Linked DNA regions of Homo sapiens: region 1 is linked to region 2. A link is a loop called in an ENCODE intact Hi-C map of the cell type or tissue named here. Cell type or tissue: CD4-positive, alpha-beta T cell. All regions are shown on one strand. Links, peaks and the distances in the headings refer to the core of each region. The heading gives the core; the rest is flanking DNA. Region 1 holds the start of ZNF492 (zinc finger protein 492). Region 2 holds the start of RPSA2 (ribosomal protein SA 2).

Region 1 (11,260 bases), core at 3,679-7,678, 1.1 Mb after region 2:
ACCTCTGCCTCCCAGGTTCAAGCAATTCTCCTGCCTCAGCCTTCCTGAGTAGCTGGGATTAAAGGTATGCGCCACCACGCCCGGCTAATTTTGTTTTTTTAGTAGAGACGGGGTTTCTCCATGTTGGTCAGGCTGGTCTTGAACTTCCGACCTCAGATGATCTGCCCGCCTTGGCCTCCCAAAGTGCTGGGATTACAGGTGTGAGCCACCGCGCCAGGCCTAGGAAAGCTTTTCAAACTGACAAAAAACTTCAGTAAAATTTCAGAATACAAAATAAATGTACAAAAATTAGTAGCATCCCTGTAAATCAAAAACATGCATGCCAAAAGCCAAATCAAAAACAGAACCCCTTCACAATCACTACAAAGAGAATAAAATATCTAGAAATACAGCTAACCAGGGAGGTGAAAGATCTTTATGACAACACTGTGAAAACACTGCTTGAAGTCAGAGATGACACAAACAAATGGAAAACCATTTTGTGCTCATGGATAAAGAAGATCAATATTGGCCAGGCGCAGTGGCTCACGCCTGTAGTCCCAGCACTTTGGGAGGCTGAGGCAGGTGGATCACGAGGTCAGGAGTTGAAGACCAGCCTGGCCAACACGGTGAAACCCCATCTCTACTAAAAATACAAAAATTAGCCAGGCGTGGTGGCAGGCATCTGTAATCTCAGCTACTCGGGAGGCTGAGGGAGAGAATTGCTTGAACCCGGGAGGCAGAGGTTGCAGTGAGCCGAAATCGCACCACTGCACTCCAGCTTGGGCGACAGAGCAAGACTCCATCTCAAACAAACAAACAAACAAAAAAAGATCAATATTATTAAAATAGTCATCCTGCCAAAGAAATTACAGATTTAATGCTATTTTTATCAAACTACCAAAAATATTTCTTAACAGAGCTAAAAAACAAAACAAAAAAATTTTTAAATTTATATGGAACCAAAAAAGGGCCCAAATAGCCAAGGCAATCATAAGCAAAAAGAACAAAGCTGAAGTCATTACATTACCTGAATTCAAACTATACTACAGGGCTACAGTAAACAAAGCAACATGGTACTGGTACAAAAACAAACTCATAGACCAATACAACAGAATAGAGAGCCCATAATACAACACACCTACAACCATCTGGTTGTTAGCTTTGGCAAAGCTAACAACAGGAATCTGGAAAGAAATCCCTATTTAATAAATGGTACTGGAATAACTAGCTAGGACTATGTAGAAGATTGAAACTGGACCCTTTCATTACACCACATACAAAAATCAACTCAAGATAAATTACAGATTTAAATGTAAAATTTCAAATTATTTTAAAAAATGCATGAGATAACTTAGGAATTACCATTCTAGAAATAGAAGCCGGCAAAAATTTTAAAATAAAGATACCAAAAGCAATTGCAACAAAAGCAGTAATTGACAAATTGAAGCTAATTAAGCTAAAAAGCTTCTTCACAGCAAAGGAAACCATCAATACAGTAAACAAAAAACACACAGAATAAAAGAAAATATTTGCAAACTATGCTTTTGACAAAGGTCCAATACCCATAATTTATAAGAAACTTAAACAAGTTACAGGAAAAAAAAGACCTAAAAAGTAGACAAAAAACATGAAAAGGGTGTTTTCTTCGAAGAAGACATACATGTGGTTAACGAGCATAAAAAAAATGCTCATCACTAATCATTAGGGAAATTCAAAGAAAAACCACAATGAAATATCATCTCATCCAGTGAGAATGGCTAGTATTAGAAAGTCAAAACATAACAGATGCTGGCAAGGTTACAGAGAAACAGGAATGCTTATACACTACCCATGGGAGTGTAAATTATTCAACCACTATAAAAAGTAGTGTGACGATTCCTCACAGAACTAAAAACAGAATTACCTTTTGACCCAGCAACCTCATAATTGGGCATATAACCAGTAAAATATAAATTATTCTATTATAAAGACATACGTATGTTCATTGCAGTCCCTGTCATTCATGAAAGCAAAGACATGGAATCAACCTAAATGCTTATCAATTGTATACTGGATAAAGAAAATATGGTATGGCTGGGCATGGTGGCTCACACCTGTAATCTCAGCATTTTGGGAGGCTGAGGCAGGTAAATTGCCTGAGCTCAAAAGTTTGAGGCCACCCAGGGCAACATGTCAAGACCCTGTCTCTACAAAAAATACCAAAAAAATTAGCCAGGCCTGGTGGTGTGTGCCTGTAGTCCCAGCTACTTGGGGGGCTAAAGTAGAAGAGGATTGCTTGAGCCTGGGAGGTTAAGGCTGCAGTAAGCTGAGATCATGCCACTGCACTCCAGTCTGGACAACAGAGTGAGACCCTGTCTTCAAAAATAAAATAAAATAAAATAAAAGGTTTAGGCCGGGTGCAATGGCTCACGCCTGTAATCCCAGCACTTTGGGAGACCAAGACAGGCAGATCACAAGGTCAGGAATTCGAGACCAGCCTGACCAACATGGTGAAACCCCATCTCTACTAAAAAAATAAAAATAAATAAATAAAAACACAAAAAATTACCCGGGCGTGGTGGCAAGAGCCTGTAATCCCAGCTACTTGGGAGGCTGAGGCAAGAAAATTGCTTGAACCCAGGAGGCAGAGATTGCAGTGAGTCAAACTGCACCACTTCACTTCAGCCTGGGCAACAGAGCTAGACTCCGTCTCAAAAAAAAAAAAAAAAAGGTTTACTAAAAATAAAACATGGGGTCAGGGTGTGGTGGCTCACACCTGTAATCCCAGCACTTTGGGAGGCCGAGGCAGGCAGATCACTTGAGGTCAGGAGTTCAAGACCAGCCTGGCCAACATGGTGAAACCCCGTCTCTACTAAAAATACAAAAATTAGCTGGGCGTGGTGGCGCATGCCTGTAATCCCAGCTACTTGGGAGGCTGAGGCAGGAGAATTGCTTGAACCGGGAGGCAGAGGTTGCAGTGAGCCAAGATCGTGCCATTGCCCTCCAGCCTGGGCAATAGGAGCAAAACTCCATCTCAAAAAAAAAATAATAAAATAAAAATAAATAAATAAAATATGGTAGATAAATATCACGGAATACTGTGTGGCCGTTAAAACACACATACACACACGCACACACACAAACACACACACACACACACACACACACACACAGAAGATCATGTCCTTTGAAGCAACATAGAGCAACATAGATGAAGCTGGAGACCACTATTCTTAGAAAACTAACGTAGCAGCAGAAAACCAAATGCATGTTGTTTCTAAGTAATAGCTGAGGCTGGGCGCGGTGGCTCATGCCTGTAATCCCAACACTTTGGGCCGAGGCGGGCAGATCACCTGAGGTTGGGAGTTCAAGACCAGCCTGACCAACATGGAGAAACCCCATCTCTACTAAAAATACAAAATTAGCTGGAAGTGGTGGCGCATGCCTGTAATCCCAGCTACTTGGGAGGGTGAGGCAGGAGAATCACTAGAACCTGGGAGGCGGAGGTTGCCGTGAGCCGAGATCGCGCCATTGCACTCCAGCCTGGGCAACAAGAGCGAAACTCCATCTCAAAAAAAAAAAAATATTTAAGTAAGAGCTGAATAATAAGAACACGTAAACACAAAGAGGGAACAACAGACAGTGAGGCCTAGTTGAGGTTGGAGAATGGGAGGACAAAGAGGATCAGAAAAAGTACCTGTTTGGTGCTATGCTTAGTACCTCAGTGACAAAATAATCTGCACACCAAACCCCCATGACACAATTTTAGCTGTATAACAAACCTGCATGTGTACCCCTGAACCAAAAATAAAAGTTAAAAGAGATTCATCTTTTCCCCAGGGTATCCACTTGAGAGGCTACACTCCATATCTCAGGTTGTCCTACGAAAGAAAATGACTTTAGGAGCTGATATTCACTAGATACTCTAGCAGACATCGCCATAGCGGTTATCTTGGTTTATTCAGAGACAGTACTGAAAGCCAGGACCAAGAATAAACGACAGGGTTGCTAAGCACAAATCACCCCATAACGTTTGCAAAATAAAAACATCTTGACACTAAAACATTCTCATAAGATCTTTATGCCTAGGGAAGACAAAAGAAAAAGAGGCACAGAGATTTTTTACAATTCACTATCGGGATATTCCTTGCTTTCTTCTCATGGGAAATATTTACAAACAGAAAACATATCTTTTTAAATATGCCATCTAATGCTTTGTCAAAAAATGATTAATTAAAATACAGTATGAAAAATGTACACTAAAGGACAAATAATAATGTAAATTAGGGAAAAGAAGTTGGCATTTGAGATTTTCAGAAGGAACTGAAAATTCAGTATTTTACTGCAAGCCAGAGTTAAGCTGGAGAAATGGGGTGTGGGGGGTTGACTTGAGAACCTGCTTGGGACCTATGTGAAAAATGCCAGGGAAAATCAGCCCCATGTGGCGGCAAATAGACTGAGGTGGCTCTAATCTTTGGATTCCTAATTTTAAAAAATCAAACTCAAATGCATTTTTTTTTTTTTAGAAATTACTACATTGGGGGAAACAAAATTCAGGCTTAACTAACGATAAACTGCCAAGTAAGCTCTGATTACACAACCAGGAAATTTGTAGGCTCAAGGTGAAAATTAAGAAACTACGTAAATATACCTAACCGATTATTGAATTTGGGTATTTTCATCTGCATCTTTCCTTCAAGATCCTCCCATGGACCGACCACAAACTACAACCCACAGCTGGGTGCTCTATAACTTTTGAACCACTCCTTGCTTAAATTTTTAAGTATTTTCGCGATAACTCCCATAAATTTTTAATAGAAGAAAAGAGGAACTAGGAACCCCATAAACCAAACCAAAGCTCTTCCCATTCGTGAACCCGCACCCCGAGTCAGGATTCTCCCCTGACCACCCTCCCGTGGTCCCTGCACAATCTGGGAGAGACACGACGCTGCGGGTGCAGAGCTGCCCAGAGAGGGCTCCAGGCCAGGGCACCGTCACTGCGCAGGGAAGAGACAGGACGCCCGGGGGTCCGGCTGCCAGCGCAGCCGCCAATCTGATGGCTGAAGGGGACTGAGGCTGGGCTGGGCAAGGCGAACTTGGGGCGCAGATTGTGGAGCCGACTGCGGGGAGGCCTGAGTCCCGCCACAGCCTCTTGCCACCGGTTCCAACCAGCCCCTTCCCCTCTCTCGGGATGTCGGACCCGGCACTCTCACCGTTTCTAGGCTTCCAGGGGGTCCTAGCGTCTTAGCTGTGGATCTCCCAATACCTGCAGGTCACAGGGCCACAGAGGATGGGCCTCTAGGACCAGAGGACGCAGAACAGCGAACACTAGACCATACTCCGACTGCAGCGAGAGACAAAGACCCCGCCACATCCCGGAAGCCGCCCTTTCCGCTCCAGCTGCGTGCCTGATTGGACAGTTCCCAGGCCAGCGTCGCTGAATGGATAACGTTTAAGACCCCCCCCCCCCCCGCCCTCAGGCCCTGAGTGACAGAAGATGTAACCAAACGCTGGGCCGAATGAGGACAGAGTGACAGCCGAAGGTGCAGCCTTTTCAGGCAGGGCTTCCTGCCTGAGCTGAGCCAAGCACACCGCAGAAGGTGTTTGCCTTTAACGTTGTGTGTAAGGTCTCATATATTTGTAAATAATATACTATATGGCTGCTCACACATGAAAAGAATAGAATAATTATTTTTAAATTTAGGCTTTTTTGTGTGTGAGACAGAGTCTCACTCTGTCGCCCAGGCTGGAGCGCAGTGGCGCGATCTCAGCTCGCTGCGACCTCCGCCCCCGGGTTCAAGCGATTCTCCTGCCCCAGCCTCCCGAGTAGCTGGGATTACAGGCGCCTGCCACCGCGCCCGGCTAATTTTTTTGTATTTTTAGTAGAAGCGGGGTTTCGCCATCTTGCCCAGGCTGGTCTTGAACTCCTGACCTCAGGTGATCCATCCTCCTTAGCTTCCTAAAGTGCTGGGATTACAGGCGTGAGCCACCGACCCCAGCCGGAAGACATTTCATTCTGCTGCAATTTAGCAAAATATTTGAGTACATCTTGAAGTTGTCTTTTGATTTTTTTTTTTTTTTAAGACATGGTCTCACTTTGTTTCCCACGCTGAAATGCAGTGGTGTGATCTCGGCTCACTGCAACCTCAGCCTCCTGGCTTCAAGAGATTCTGGTGTCTCAGCCTCTCCAGTAGCTGAGAATACAGGCGTGCACCACCATGCCCAGCTGATTTTTCAATTTTTAGTAGAGATGGGGTTTTGCCATGTTTGCCAGGCTGGTCTCAAACTCCTAACCTCAGGTGATCCACTCGCCTCGGCCTCCCAAAGTGCTGAGATTATAGGTGTGAGCCACCCTGCCTGGCCTGCATTTTGATTTTTACAATGGCAGAGCTGCTGTTGAAGATTTCAAAGTCAGAAGCAGCCATGGGGCAAAGCTCCAGAAGCACACCTGGAAATCACACACAGTGAATACATCCCTCACCCTGAACCAATTGTTTTCACCCGAGTCTGCATGTAAAAATCACTTCGGAGGTCTTTTAAAATCCCCCAAACACAAGTTGCCACATACCAATTAAATCAGAATTCCTGCAATGGAACCTGGGCAATAGTGTAAATATCTCTAGGTGATGACAGAGCGCAGCCAAGGTCAAATGCCAGTGCTGTAAACCAGTACTTTTAGGTGACTAGTTGCAAATTTTTTCTCAAATGAATGAAAAAATGTTTGCCGCTAAGTCATGGCTTTGTCTTACCAATATTACCAAATTATTGTTCTATGCACAACCAACGTCGCTATTGGTTTTGTTCCTGAACCAACCCAGTTGTATATATACTGAGTGCACACAAGGCCCTGACATTGGCCAATGTAGGTGCCCTGACATTGGTGATCGTTACTGTGAGGGAAAAATTTTCTAGAATAAAGGTTGCATTCCCCTAAAATTAAAAACATGCCATGTACCGAATTGGGGCTAAAATAAAAAGACGTATGGTCTCATTCAGGAGTTAAGGCTTGGCTGGGCACGGTGCCTAACGCCTGTAATCCCAGCACTTTGGGAGGCCAAGGCAGGCGGATCATGAGATCAGGAGATTGAGACCATCCTGCCTAACACGATGAACCCCCGTCTCTACTAAAAATACAAAAAAAGTTAGCCGGGCATGGTGGCACGTGCCTGTAGTCCCAGCTGCTCGGGAAGCTGAGGCAGGAGAATCGCTTGAACCCGGGAGGTGGAGGTTGCAGTGAGCCAAGATCGTGCCACTGCACTCCAGCCTGGGCGACAGAGCAGAGCGAGATTCTGTCTCAAACAAACAAACAAAAAGGGCTTGAATACTCTTTTTGGAATATTAGAAGCTGTATAATTATGCCCTGAGTGTGTGTGTTCCACCATAAAACAAACAAAAAAATGTTGCCATTATTCTGAGATACTAAGTTAGCATTTTGTTCAAATATGTACTATGGGCCAGGCGCGATGGCTCATGCCTGTAATCCCAGCACTTTGGGAGGCCGAGGCAGGCAGATCACCTGAAGTCGGGAGTTCGAGACCACCCTGACTAACATGGAGAAACCCTGTCTCCGCTAAAAATACAAAATTAGTCAGGCGTGGTGGTGCATGCCTGTAATCCCAGGTACTTGGGAGGCTGAGGCAAGGAGAATCGCTTGAACATGGGAGGCGGAGGTTGCGGTGAGCTGAAATCACGCCATTATACTCCAGCCTGGGCAACAAGAGCAAAACTCTGTCTCAAAAAAAAAACAAAAAAAAAAACCCAAAAAACAAACAACAACAAAAAAAGTACTATATAATTTTTTATTGATATATAACATTTATACAGAAATGTATGCACAAAGCATTCATTTATGTAAAGCTGAATGCATTGTTAAAAAGAAATACACTTCTGTAATCAGAAAATGAAACTAGGTTGGGTGCTGTGGCTCGTGTCTGTAATCCTAGCACTTTGGGATGCCAATGTGGGTGGATTGCTTGAGCTCAGGAGTTGGAGATCAGCCTGGGAAACATGGTGAGATTCTCCCTCCAAAAAAAAAACAACAAAAAAGAACCAGGCATGGTGGTGCAAACCTGTGGTCCCAGCCTCTGCAGAGGCTGAGGTGGGACAATTACTTGAGTCCTGGCGTGCGTGGAGGTTGCAGTAAGCCGAGATTGCACCCCTGGACTCTAGCCTGGCTGACAGAGCAAGACCCTATCTCAAAATAAATAAAATAAAATAAAATAAAACTAACCTCATTCATGCCCCAACAATCACTTTCTTTTTTCTTCTTAGACAATAACCATAATCTTAAGAGTTAACATTGTGGATCAATTTTGTGTTTTTATTTAAGTGTTTTATTATATAAAAATTTAAACATATGAAAAACAATGACAACAACAACAACAAAAATTCAATAGACCTGCCATGAAGCCTCGAGAACTATTAATCATGTCTCATTCTTGTTTCACCTATAGCTCTCTACTTCAGTCATTTCTGGTCAACACATTGTCCACCCTCCATTATTTTTTTCACTTTTGTTTGTTGTGAGGTCAAATATACAAACATTGAAAGGCACAAATCCTAAAAATTTTTGACATGTAAATATACTCATATATAGTCTTCGTATTTTTTAAGAATGGATAGAATTTTTTTATTCTATTGATGGAATCTAGAATAGAATGATAGAATATTATTATTATTCTCAAATAATTTCCTCATGCTTTTTTTCCCAGATGATTTTATTGTCAATGAAGGCTATTTGTTGGTGTGTTTTTTTTTTAAAACCATTGGTTCATTTTGCCTGACATCATTCAATATGTATTATTTTATTTCAAGATTGTCTCAGCAGGTTTATGAGATTCATCCAGGGTGTGTGCTTCAGTAGTTTGTTTCTTTCTGTGGCTGAGTAGTCTTCTCTTGCATGAATGAGTTACAATTTGTTTATTCATCTTCCAAGATACGGACATTTGGGTTGTTTTCTGCTTTAAGCTATTATGACTAAAAGGTCTATAAACATCCTTGTACAAATACTTTTTGAAATTTAATTTAATTCATTTATCAACATTTAAGTGACACCTCTTTACATTATTTAGTGGTTTCTTCAGGGATTACCATATACATCTTTAACATATTACAATCTACTTAAAGTTAACACTGTACTATTTTAATAAAGCTAAAATGTGAAGAACTTGCTGTTGGAGAGTTTTAATTACTTTTTTAATTCTTTATATTATTCATAAATTTTACATCTGTACATTATATATCTCACAGTACTGTTATAATTTTTTTAAACAGTCATAAAAAATTAAGATAAAATGGTATTTATAAATATTTGGAGGCAGATCCTTTGAGTCTGCATAAATACATTGTTTCTCCTTTAAATTTTACCCAAAATGGCCGGGCATGGTGGCTCACACCTGTAATCCCAGCACTTTGGGAGGCCAAAGCAGGTGGATCACTTGAGGTCAGGCGTTCAAGACCAGCCTGGCCAACAGGAGGTCAGGCTGAGATAGAAGAATTGCTTGAAAATCACGCCACTGCACTCCAGCCTGGGCGACAGAGTGAGACTCTGTCTCAAAAAAATAATAATAATTTTAAAAAGAAAAAACATAGGAGAAAAGAGACTTCTTTAAAAAATTCCAAGTACTAATCAATGTAGATAGATAATGCAAAATAGAAAATCACCACTAGGACATGACAGTAATAATTATTGTAGACAAGATGCATTGAAGAATGCAAAAATTTGGAGTAAAATTTATTCATTTTTTGAGCAAGTGCATCCGTTTAAACTTCACAGAATAAGAAACATATATATTCCTAACCTTTTGTTTTCTTCTTCTTCTTTTTAGACAGAGTCTCTTTCTGTTGCCCAGGCTGAACTGCAGTGGTGCATCTCAGCTCAGGGCAACCTCTGCCTCTTAGGTTCAAGTGATTCTCACATCTCAGCCTCCTGAATAGCTGGGATTAAAGGCATGTGCCACCACGCTCAGCTAATGTTTGTATTTTTAGTCGAGATGGGGTTTTATCATGTTGCCCATGCTGATCACAAACTTCTGACCTCAAGTGATCCATCTGCCTCGGCCTTCCAAAGTGCTGAGATTACAGGCATGAGCCATCGCACCCAATTCTATAAAATATATATATTCCTAAGTAACAAATGTAGGTTAATAGAGAACTCATAAACACAAAATAACTAATTCTACATCTTCCAGAAAGCTCAACATAATTCTTTCATTTCTGATCTACTATTATTCAAATAGACTTTGCTCAAATTTTATAGGAGATCTTAATACAGTATTATGTTTGTTTAGTATGTGAGATTCATGATAAGCTCACCAAAGAGTTCTTTACTCAGTGTGTGAATTCATAGAGCATATGGTTGCAAAGGGAGAAGCAAATGTTTTTGAAAGGATTACGAGAGACAGTAGTCACAGGAGTCATTCCCACTGTTATTGACTGACACGTATATTGTTACTTTAAGAGAAACTGCTTTGGTTGGGCGTGGTGGCTCACGCCTGTAATCCCAGCATTTTGGGAGGCCGAGGTGGGTAGATCACCTGAGGTCAGGAGTTCAAGACCAGCCTGGTCAACATGGTGAAACCCCATCTATATTGAAAATACAAAAATTAGCCGGGCATAGTAGCGTGTGCCTGTAATCTCAGCTACTCAGGAGGCTGAGGCAGGAGAATCGCTTGAACCTGGGAGGCAGAGGTTGCAGTGAGCCAAGATCACCCCATTGCACACAAGCCTGGCTACAGATCAAGACCCTATCTCGGAAAAAAAAAAACAAAAAACTGCATCTAAGTTTAGACTATGGTTCGTAGAAGATGGTATGAACCAGCAGCAAGTTCATATCCAGAACTGCTCACGGCAGATGATTTTGTCTTCTGGCTGTGCCATAAATTTATCTTTTGCAGGCTACTCTAAAACTTCTATAATGGTGGTAGATTTCAGTGAAGTGGAGCCCCCCCCACAGCCTGCCTACCACTTGCACCCAGCTGGCAGCAGCACCCACCTTGAGCATGGTGAGGAGGGCATGACATTGGTGCCCACCTTGCTGCTGTTCGCCTCCAAATGCTAAGTCCCTGCACACCTCACAGCGGAGCTTCACCTCACCGCCCAGCACCACAGTCTGGTTGACCAGCAGCCATGTATGCAGAATGGCCAGTGAGGAGAGCACTCTGCAGGGGCACATGAGGGCTGGCCGGCTTCTTCACTGCCTGAGCCTGCCTGCAGCCCTCACCCAGCATGTCCATCATGTCCATCTGCAGGATGCTGCCGAACTTATTCTCCACCACGCTCTCCATAACCAGGCTCCACG
Region 2 (11,260 bases), core at 2,398-6,397:
TGGGATGGGATCTTCTTGTCCTTTGGAAAAAATTTTATTTCAAGAATCCAGAGAACAAAAATCATTTCTGCCTTTTCTCATCAATGCGAACATTTGATTGTCTCATCACCAATGTGTCTACTAAAAATAAAAATCAGGTTGAGAGGCCAGGCGTGGTGGCTCACACCTGTAATCCCTGCACTTTGAGAGCCCCAGGCAGATGGACCACCTGAGGTCATGAGTTAGAGACCAGCCTGGCAAACATAATGAAACCCCGTATGTACTAAAAATACAAAAAATTAGGCCGGGCACCGTGGTTCACGCCTGTAACCCCAAATCTTTGGGAGGGCGAGGCAGGTGGATAATCTGAGGTCAGGAGTTCGAGAACAGCCTGGGCAACATGGCGAAACCCCGTCTCTACTAAAAATACAATTAGCTGGGCGTGGTGGCACGCACCTGTCTACTCAGGAGGCTGAGGCAGGAGAATGGTTTGAAACCGGGAGGCAGAGGTTTCAGTGAGCCGAGATCATGCCACCGCACTCCAGCCTGGATGACAGAGCAAGACTCTGTCTCCCAAAAACACAAAACAAACAAGCAAACAAACAAAAATTCAAAAAATTAGCCGGCCTTGATAGCAGGCGCTTGTAATCCCAGCTACTCAGGACGCTGAGGTAGGAGAATTGGTTGAACCCAGGAGGTGAAGATTGTAGTGAGCCAAGATAACGACACTGCACTCCAGCCTGGGTAACAAGAGCGAAACTCCGTCTCAAAAAAAAAAAAAAAAACATTTGGCCCGGCACGGTGGCTCAGGCCTGTAATCCCAGCACTTTGGGAGGCCGAGGCGGGCGGATCACGAGGTCAGGAGATCAAGACCATCCTGGCTAACACGGTGAAACCCTGTCTCTACTAAATATACAAAAAATTAGCCGGGCAAGGTGGTGGGCGCCTGTAGTCCCAGCTACTCGGAAGGCTGAGGCAGGAGAATGGCGTGAACCCGGGAGGCGGAGCTTGCAGTGAGCCGGGGAGATCGCGCCACTGCCCTCCAGCCTGGGTGACAGAGCAAGACTCTGTCTCAAAAAAAAAAAAAAAAAATTAGCTTGAGAAAAAACTTCTTAACTGTTTACACACTTGTTCATTTTTATCTCATTGGGGGAAGACCTCTCAATATATTTCAGAGTCAAGAGGTAAAATTTTTTTAAAATAATTTTTTAAAGGGTACACTCTGAGGCTGGGCACAGTGGCTCATGCCTATAATCCCAGCTACTCGGGAGGCTGCGGTGGGAGAATCACTCGAACCTGGGAAGTGGAGGTTGTAGTGAGCCGAGACTGCACCACTGCACTCTAGCCTGGGAAAGAGAGTGAGACTCCATCTCAAAAAAAAAAAAAAAAAAAAAAAAAAAGGAAATGAAATATCCGCACCAGCAACATTAATACAAAAAGTTCTATTAAACAATGACACCCACTCAAATGTCACCTCTTCTATAAAGCCCTCCTTGATATTCCCACTGCTATGTTAGTGGCAGAATTGATCACTATTACCTTACAGCTCAATACCTTATGTCTTTTTATGTACAAGTATTATTCTCCAGAATAAATTAATTTTTTACACACCTATCCATGCTAATGAACTATAAACTCCTACACGGCAGGTATGTTGAACCCTGTTCATCTGTGTAATCCAAATTTCTGATACATAATAGGTGTCATACACACATAAAATCAAAACGCTATCAGGGAATTATTGGAAAAGCTAACAAATTATTTTTTTAACTTTTAAGTTCAAGGGTACATTGCAAATTTTTTACATAGGTAAATTTGTGTCATGGGGGTTTGTTGTGCAGATTACTTCATCGCCCAGGTATTAAGCCTACTACCCATAAGTTATTTTTCCTGATCCTCTCCCTCCTCCAATAGGCTCTAGTATGTGTTGTTCCCCTCTACGGGTCTATGTGTTCCCATTATTTAACTCCCACTTATAATGAGAACATGTGGTATTTAGTTTTCTATTCCTGTGTTAGTTTGCTAAGAATAATGGCTTACAGTTCCATCCACATTCCTGCAATGGACATAATCTCATTTTTTTTTTATAGATGCACAGTACTCCATGTTTTATATGTACATTTTCTTTATCCAGTCTATCACTGATAGGCATTTAGGTTGATTCCATGTCTTTGCTATCGTGAAGTGTGCTGCGGTGCACATACGCATGCATGTGCCTTTATAATAGAATAATTCATATTGCTTTGGGTAAATACCCAATAATGGATTGCTGGGTCAAATGGTATTCCTGTCTTGAGGTCTTCAGGGAGTTCCCACCATGTCTTCCATAATGGTTGAACTAATTTACACTCCCACCAACAGTGTAGAAGCATTCCTTTGTGAAAAAATAATTTTAATTTTCTAAGAGGTTAGCTTTTTAGACAAATAGTATACAAGGAAATTTTCCACAGGCCTAGGCCATCCAGTTGCTCTTCTGAGAGGCTACACTCTTACTCCTCAGACTGTCCTCTAAGAGACGACTCAGGGGATGATACTCATTAGACACTCCAAGATATATGGCCACTGTGGGTATGTTGAGTTACCCCAGACAGTTCTGAAACTCATTACCAAGAATAGACTAAAGGGCTGCTGTAAAGGCCCTGTAATTTCTCCAAAGCAAAACTTCAACCCAAAGACGTACTAGTAGGGTGTGTGTGCCTAGGGAAGATAAAAGAAGGAGAGGCGCAGACTTTTTTTTTTTTTTAAAGTGGAGTTCCAGAGGATTATTTTCTACTTTTTTTCTCACATAAAATGTTTACAGACTTGGGAGGCTGAGGCAGATAAATCATCTGAGGTCAGGAGTTCAAGACCAGCCTGGCCAACAAGACAAAACCCACTCTCTACTCAAAATATAAAAATTAGCAGGGCACAGTGGTGGCAGCCTATAATCCCAGCTACTTGGGAGGCTGAGGCAGGAGAATCACTTGAACCTGGGAGGCAGAGGCTTCAGTGAGCTGAGATCATGCCATTGCACTCCAGCATGGGCAACAAGAATGAAACTCTGTCTCCAATAAAAAAGTGTTTACAAACAGAAAACAAATCTTTAAAAACCTGCCATCCACTGCAGTGTAAAAACATGATTAACAATTAAAACACTGTGTCTGAAATGCACAATAAAGGACAAATAGTTGATAGTGTTGTAAATTGGAGAGAGGAAGTTGTTTGTCCTCATTTCCTACATTTGAGAATGTAGGAAAGAAAGTGGAAATTTATAATTTTACTGCAAGCCTTAGTTAAGCTAGGGGAAGAGGGTAGTGGATTAGAAGAAGTCCTGCTTGCCATACATTAGGAAGTCACAGAGGAAAACCAGTCCTCCTCCTGTGGAGTGTTAAAGTAATTAAAAAGCAGGAAATTAGACTGAAGTGGCCCTAGTGCCCTGTGTTCATAAGTAAAAAATGTAAAACCTAACTCGAGTTTATATCTTATAGATTACTATTTTAGGCGGAAACAAAATTCAATCATAATTGAATTTTATTAACCAATCATAAACCTGCAATTAACCTCTGATTACATAACCAGGAAATTTCCACCTGTATCATACAAATAAGGTGACTACATAACTAACCAATTCTTGCATTTGGTTTGCCTTCTCACACGCCCTTTATAAAACCCTTTGCTTTATGTCTCTCAGGTGGGCCACATACTATGGCTGGGGTGCTTTCCATTTCACCAATCACGGCTCAAATAACCTCTTTAAGGTTTTAACCCTGACTCCCTTTAATTTTTAAGAGAAGAGGCTTGGCGCAGTGCCTCATGCTCCTCCTAATCTTAGCACTTTGGGGGGCCAAGGCTGGCGGATCACTTGAGGCCAGGAGTTCCAGACCACCTTCCGCCATGGCGAAACCACTTCTCTACTAGAAATACAAAAATTAGCCAGGCGGGGTGGCGCAGGTCTGTAATCCCAGCTTCTCGGGAGGCGGAGGCACGAGAATCACCAGAGCCTGAGAGGCGGAGGTTGCCGTGAACACGCACTGCACTTCAGCCTGGGCGACAGAGCAAGACTCCGTCTCAAACAAAATGTTTAACAAAAGACACTGGGAGCCCCATAGGCTGCAGTTCTTCCCACGCAAACACCGGGTCGGGATTCTGCTCTTATGACCCGCCTGGCATCCCTGAACAACCTGGGAAATACTCGAGGCTGCGTGAAGAGCTTGCTCAGGGGGCTCCAGACATGGCCCCGCACGGACGGGGCTGGACGCTGGGGTCCCGGCTGTGGGCCCAGCCGCCATCTTGCGGCCAGAGGGGCCTGGGACGGAGCTGCGCCAGCGGGGACTCAGGTCGGCGACCTGGGAGCGGACTGTGGAGAGGCCGGTTCTGCTGGTTTCACAGCCTGGTCTCCCTTCTCGGGTTGCCCAACCCCGCACACTCACCCTTTCCCAGGTTCCAGGATGTCCTGGCTGTGCGTCTCCCTGCAGATCATAGGTCAACAGAGGCTGTAACAGAGTCACCAGGGGCTACCGAGGTGGAGGACGCGGAACAGAAGAGACCGATCCCAAACTCTGGCGGGAGCAAGAGGTAAAGACCCCGCGGAATGTCGGAAGCCACGCCCTCCTCTCCGGCTGCGCCCCTGATTGGGCGGTTCCCGCGCCAGCGCCACTGATTGGATAAAGCAACAGCATTCTCTCCATACCACCACCCGCCCCGCTCGGCAGTAGGGCATTTTACGGACAGTAAAGGTAAGGTAACATGCACAGGGAATTACAGCTAATTAAGAAGTAAGCTGAGACATGAAATGCACTTGCTCTTTTCCTTACCTGGGTCTTGTATAATGCATCTTATTTGCTACTTAAGGGTAAGAAAGAACATTTGGACTTTTTTTTTTTTTTTTGAGACCGAGTTTCCGCCTCATTGCCCTGGCTCAAGTGCAGTGGTGCGATCTTGGCTCACTGCAACCTCCTCCTCCCAGGTTCAAATGATTTTCTTGCCTCAGCCTCCCGAGTAGCTGGGATTACAGGCGCATGCCACCACGCCCTGGTACTTTTTGTATTTTTAGTAGAGATGAGGTTTCACCATGTTGGCCAGGCTGCTCTCGAACTCCAGATCCCAGGTGTTCCGCCCGCCTCAGCCTCCCAAAGTGCTGGGATTACGGGCATGAGCCACCGCGCCCTGCCCATTTGGACATTTTTTAATCATTTTCATAATGCGGGAAAGACCTTCATCCCATCCCTGAGCGCCTCTCTCACCATGCCGTACCACACTGCTGACCACATCGTGGGATGGCCATTAGAAATAAGGCGGGGGTGGGAGGCAGCCCAGGCTGAGAATGGTTTAGAAAGAATTATGTTACCGGGCCGGGCACGGTGGCTCACGCCTGTAATCCCGGCACTTTGGGAGGCTGAGGTGGGCTGATCACGAGGTCAGGAGTTCGAGACCAGCCTGACCAACATGGTGAAACCCCGTCTCTACTAAAAATACAAAAATTAACCGGGCGTGGTGGCGCACGCCTATAATCCCAGCTACTCAGGAGGCTGAGGCAGGAGAACTGCTTGCACCCGGGAGGCAGAGGTTGCAGTGAGCCCAAATTATGCCACTGCACTCCAGCCTGGGCGATAGAGCAAGACTCCATCTCAAAAAAAAAAAAAAAGAAAGAAAGAAAGAAAGAATTACGTTACCCAAATTTGTTCATCTTAGAAAGGCTCCTCAGTCATTCCATGTGAAGTGGCTATTCCAGGGTAATTGTGCCGTGACTACGCTGCATTTCAGTTTGACTTCTCTTTTTTAAAATCACTGGATTACTCTCACTAACGGGGATATTTAATTTTCTAATTGAACATGGCCAACTGTCCTTTGTGGATGTCCTGATTTGATTTGCTAGTTTAGACCCTGGAGGTAGGGGTGAGGAAATATTGGGTCACATTAGAATACCTTATCTCACTTAGAAGATATATAGGAATTTCTTAATAATATCTAACAGTTTTCTCAATACGCATTATATTTAACAGTGATAGTTTACAGGGCAAGAAGGGGACACAGAGGACACAACCTTAGAATTTTAATTTGGTCATAAGTGTTTCTGTTTTGTTTTGTTTTTGGAGACAAGGTCTCACTCTGGTGCTCTGGCTGGAATGCAGTGGCACAACCATAGCTCATAATTTGGTTGTAACAGTTCTTTAAAAAATATTGTTGGCTGGGTTTGATGGCTAACACCTGTAATCCAAACACTTTGGAAAGCCATGGTGGAATGATTGCTTAAGCCCAGGGGTTCAAGACCAGTCTGGGCAATGTAGTGAGACTCAGTCTCTACAAAAATTTAGAAAATTGGCCTTGTGTGGAGTTGCCTGCCTATAGTCTCACCTACTCAAGAGGCTGAGGTAGAAGGATCACTGGAGGTTGAGGCTGCAGTGACCCATCATTCAGCCACTACACTTCAGCCTGGATGACAGAGTGAGACCTCTATGTGTACACACACACACACATATATATATACACACACACAAACATATATATATATACACATATATACCCTATATATATGTGTATATATATATACACACATATATTTATACACCCTATATATATAATCAAAATAATATGTATGTTTGCCAGGCATGGTAGCTTACACCTGTAATCCCTGCATTTTGGGAGGCCGAGGTGGGCAGATCACCTGAGGTCAGGAGTTCGAGACCAGCCTGCCCAAAATGGTAAAACCCCAACTCTGCTAAACATACAAAAATTAGCCCAGTGTGGTGGCACGCATCTGTAATCCCAATTATTCAGGAGGCTGAGGCAGGAGGATTGCTTGAACCTGGGAGGCAGAGGTTGCAGTGAGCCGAGACTGCACCATTGCACTCCAGCCTGGGCAACACAGCAAGACTCTGTCTTAAAAAAAAAAAAATATATATATATATATATATATGTTGAAAGAAATTTAAGCACAGAAGAAAAGTGAAAGACTATGGTGGGGAATGTGATAAAAGGTGAGTGTGGCTGCTACAGCTCGGTGAGATTTGGTTTCCATCTTAAGGAACTGCCCTCCCACACTGAAACCACAACCCAGCACATGCCAATTCTCACACTATTTATACTTTGCACAAAGACAGCAGAAGGAGGTCAACATCATCGTTCATGACATGGAAGTCTATTCCCCACTGAGACATTTTAAAAATGTTATTGTCTTAAGCCCTCTTCCTTCTAATAAAGCCTATACAAATACACCCATACAAGCCTGAAACTACTCAAAATTAAAAATCAGGCTTTTGAAATCCCATAAATAAGAAAACACAAAAACAGCCACTTTGAGGAGAGAGTGGAATGGAGGGGGTTAGGGGGCTCGCTTCACCTCCTGGCCCCATGTGGAGATAGGGATGGAGTCAAGGGAGACCCTGGGAAGTCATTTGTTCTGACTGGGTTTTCCCCCAGCTCCACACTTTGTTAACCATTTCCTGGGAAGAGCTTAGGAACCTCCTGTGCTCTAGTGAGTTAGGGCCTCCCCTCACAGGGTATTGGCAAGGAGAAATTCTGAGACTCTGTGACTGAGAAGCTAGCACAGTGCTTGACAAGTACCTATGGGAACTGTCGTCCTCTGTAACTATCATGTAGCCTTGGAGTGTTGAGATGGCCTGGCCTGGCCTGAGGCTTGGCAAAGCTGTTTGAGGGTCAGCTGCTTTAGGCTCCCACTTTCTCCTCAATCAAAGTGGCTGCTTTTGTGTCTGTTTATTTATGGTTTTAAAAACCTGATATATAGGCCGGGCGCGGTGGCTCACACCTGTAACCCCAGCACTTTGGGAGGCTGAGGCGGGCCAATCACGAGGTCAGGAGTTCAAGACCAGCCTGGCCAACATAGTGAAACCCCGTCTCTACTAAAAATGCAAAAATTAGCCGGGCATGGTGGCACGCACCTGTAGTCCCAGCTCCTCGGGAGGCTGAGGCAAGAGAATCACTTGAACCCAGGAGGCAGAGGTTGTTGTGATCTGAGATTGTGCCACTGCACTCCATCCTGGGCAACAGAGCGAGACTCCGTCTCAAAAAAAAAAAAAAAAAAACCTGATATATAAATAGAAAGTGCAGCTGGAGGTGCCGAGGCTCAGTGTCTAGGGCTGTGCTTCATGGGCTTCCTTGCTGGCATGTGGCCAGGTGAACTCTGGGTGTAAGGTGGCTCCTACCCTGGATCTACAATCCCCACCACCTCTCCCAGGCCTGAGTAACCAACACAACGCAGTGCTAAAGAGCGCGTGAGTGACGGGCATCAAGCCCATCCAGGAAGATTTGAATGCCATCTGGGCTGGGGGCTGTCGGGGTAGGGACTATGGCTGCCAGAAACCAGGACGGTCATAAAAGATGAAATATTAAAATAATTGTTATTATATATATTTTTATTTTTGAATAGCTATCTAGTATATTATTTGAAATGCATGTGACCTTACACAGAAGGTTAAAGGCAAATACCCTGTTGGGTGGGCCTGGCTTAGCTCAGGGAGGGAGCCCTGTCTGAAAACGCTGCAACTTACGTTGTTAGTCTTCATTCAGCAGAGCATCTGATCACATCTTCTGTCACTCAGGACCTGAGGGGTGGGGTTTTAATCATTATCCAGTCAGGGACGCTGGGCTGGGAACTGTCCAATCAGGCATGCAGCTGGAGCAGACAGGGCGGCTTCCGGGATTGGCGGGGCCTTTGTCTCTCCCTTCAGCCCGAGCTCCGGGTCTCGTCTTCACTGCTCTGTGTCCTCTTCTTCTAGAGGCCCAGCCTCTATGGCCCTCTGACCTGCAGGTATTGGCGATCCATAGCTAAGACGCCAGGTCCCCCGGAAACCTAGAAATGGTGAGAATGTCGGGTCCGACATCCCGAGAGAGGGGAAGGGGCTGTGGCGGGACTCAGACCTCGCCGCAGTCAGCTCCACAATTTGCGCCCTGAGTTCTCCTCGCCCAGGCGGCCTCAGTCCACTTGGACCATAAGATGGCGGCTGCGCTGACAGCCAGCCCCCCGGGCGTCCTTTCTCCTCCCTGCTCAGTGACTGTGTCCTGGCCTGCAGCTCTCTCTGGGTGGCTCTGCATCCGCAGCGCCGGGTCTCTCCCAGATTGTGCAGGGACCACGGGAGGGTCGTCAGGGGCGAATCCTGACGGGTGCCGGGTTCATGAATGGGAAGAGCTTTGGTCCGTGGCGTTCCTAGTCTCTCTTTCCTTTCATTAAAAATGTATGAGAGTCAAAAGGCCTGGCGCGGTGGCTCGCGCGTGTAATTCCAGCACTTTGGGAGGCCGAGACAGCCTCCCGAGTAGGTGTAATTACAGACATTTGCCACCACGCCCGGCTAAATTGTTTTCTTTTCATATGGCCATTAGAAAAATAGATGAAGCAGTCATGGTCCCTACAATCCAGGAGCTTTTAGTCTAGCAACTGGATAAATGGTTAAATTAAGCATCATATAATTGGTACAATAAATAGATGTGTGCAGAAAATTTGGGCTCTATTTGTGCCACTTTATATAATTGTGACTTGCGATGTCATCACCTGAAGGGATATTTATAGACAGAAGAATTATTTCTATTTCCATTTCTTTTACCTTGTTAATACATATTTATCTTTTAATAAAATTACCCTAGAAAACCTTTATAAATGTGTTCAAATTGCTTATTAGTATATGTCATATAATTGATAGGGCAGGGTCTAAGAAAGATTAAAATTATACAAACTCTGAGATTTAAGGATTTTTTTTTTAAGGTAAGTTTAGGAAAAACAGAACTGGAAATACCCCAGTGGCATAGAGAACAGAATTCTATATAGAGTCCACTCCCTGCCCCAGTTCTGCTCAGGTTCACCTTTTTGGAGGCCTTATTTAGGTCTGGCCCTACCCTTAAGTCTTGCCTCATAGAACTGATTTTTGGAGATCGGAGTTTTGGCTGGTGAATTCTGCTGCTAGGGCTGGTGCTTACAATTCCTGAAACACAAAAGCAGATAAATTAAAAAAATAAAGTATATATTTTATGGTTATAATTTTTTATTAAAACTAGTGCTTGCATTCTATCTAGCAACTTGTTTTCTATTCTTACAGATCTAGTAGTTGCTCTACAAGTCACAAACAAGTAAACAGACACAATATAAATTTCTCTAAAATACATTAAATTCTTTCCGCATTCCTCTCTGTCTATATTTAGCTTTTATTGTGTATACTTTTTAAAAAAAATCAATGACAGAGAAACAGAAGAAATAAAAATGCCGGGCTTTTCATCTAAATCCTGGGAATTATTAAACAGTACCAGCTCCCAGGGTGTTATAAAAATTAAATTACATAATGTGTTATCCCAGGCACAGTGCCCTGTAACATAATTTTTTTTCTTTTTCTTTTTGTTGTATCTCAGCACTTTTAGCTTGTATAACTTTTATAAGCCAGGTGAGGTGGCTCACACCTGTAATCCCAGCATTTTGGGAGGCTCAGGTAAGTGGATCACGAGGTGAGGAGTTTGAGACCAGCCTGGCAAAGAGACCAGCCTGGCCAACATGGTGAAAGCCCATCTCTACTAAAAATACAAACATTAGCCAGGCATGGTGGCGGACATCTGTAATCCCAGCTACTCTGGAGGCTGAGGTCGGAGAATTGCGTGAACCCACGAGACAGAGGTTGCAGTGACCCGAGATCACGCCATGGCACTCCAGCTTGGGTGACAGAGCGAGACTCCAACTCAAAAAAAAAATAAATTTTTGTATAATTTTTATTATCATTTATTTCTAAGTATAGTCTTTTATAATATATTTTTTTTCTATTTTACTTTAAGTTTCGGGATACAAGTGCAGAACGTGTAGGTTTGTGACATATGTGTACATGTGTCATGGTGGTTTGCTGCACCTATCAACCCATCACCTAGGTTTTAAACCTGGCATGCATTAGCTATTTATCCTAATGCTCTTTCTCTCCTTGTCCCTCCACCCCCCGACTGGCCCTGGTGTGTATGGTTTGTCTCCTTGTGTTTATGTGTGCTCATTGTTCAACTCTTACTAATGAGTGACAACATGCAGTGTTTGGTTTTCTCTTCCTGTGTTAGTTTTCTGAGGATAATAGCTTTCAGCTGCATCCATGGTCCCTGCAAAATACATGATCTCATTCTTTTTTATGGCTGCATAGTATTCCATGGTTGTGTATGTACCACATTTTCTTTATCCATTCTATCATTGATGGGTATTTAGGTTGGTTCCATATCTTTGCTATTGTAAATAGTGATTCAATAACATATGTGTCTTTTTTTGGGGGGGGACAGAGTGTCGCTCTGTCGCCCAGGCTGGAGTGCAGTGGCATCATCTCAGCTCACTGCA

What was found. Hi-C counts contacts between places; a loop is a spot of excess contacts. Peaks named below come from ENCODE experiments on the same cell type or tissue, not always from the same donor. Only the 100,000 strongest peaks of a DNase experiment are listed, where the experiment ranks them.
Region 1: a loop joins it to region 2, with 6 times the contacts of the local background. A loop is called at or near these places in 2 of 110 quality-filtered maps.

Annotation. Positions count from the first base shown.
Region 1 is chr19:22,628,389-22,639,648 of GRCh38, reverse strand. It overlaps ZNF492 (zinc finger protein 492), which reads right to left and starts at 5,325. Exons shown (of 4, transcript NM_020855.3): 1 at 5,175-5,325. In CD4-positive, alpha-beta T cell, for the core only: no CTCF peak of the experiment used is centred there; a DNase peak (open chromatin) is centred at 5,428; H3K4me3 peaks cover 1,401 bases; H3K27me3 peaks cover 248 bases.
Region 2 is chr19:23,756,263-23,767,522 of GRCh38, reverse strand. It overlaps RPSA2 (ribosomal protein SA 2), which reads right to left and starts at 4,519. Exons shown (of 4, transcript NM_001355283.3): 1 at 4,389-4,519. It overlaps ZNF681 (zinc finger protein 681), which reads left to right and starts at 8,632. Exons shown (of 4, transcript NM_138286.3): 1 at 8,632-8,776. The coding sequence starts at 8,774. RefSeq lists enhancers at 3,809-4,258, 4,157-4,798, 4,799-5,439, 8,434-8,952. In CD4-positive, alpha-beta T cell, for the core only: no CTCF peak of the experiment used is centred there; DNase peaks (open chromatin) are centred at 3,982 and 4,592; H3K4me3 peaks cover 1,976 bases.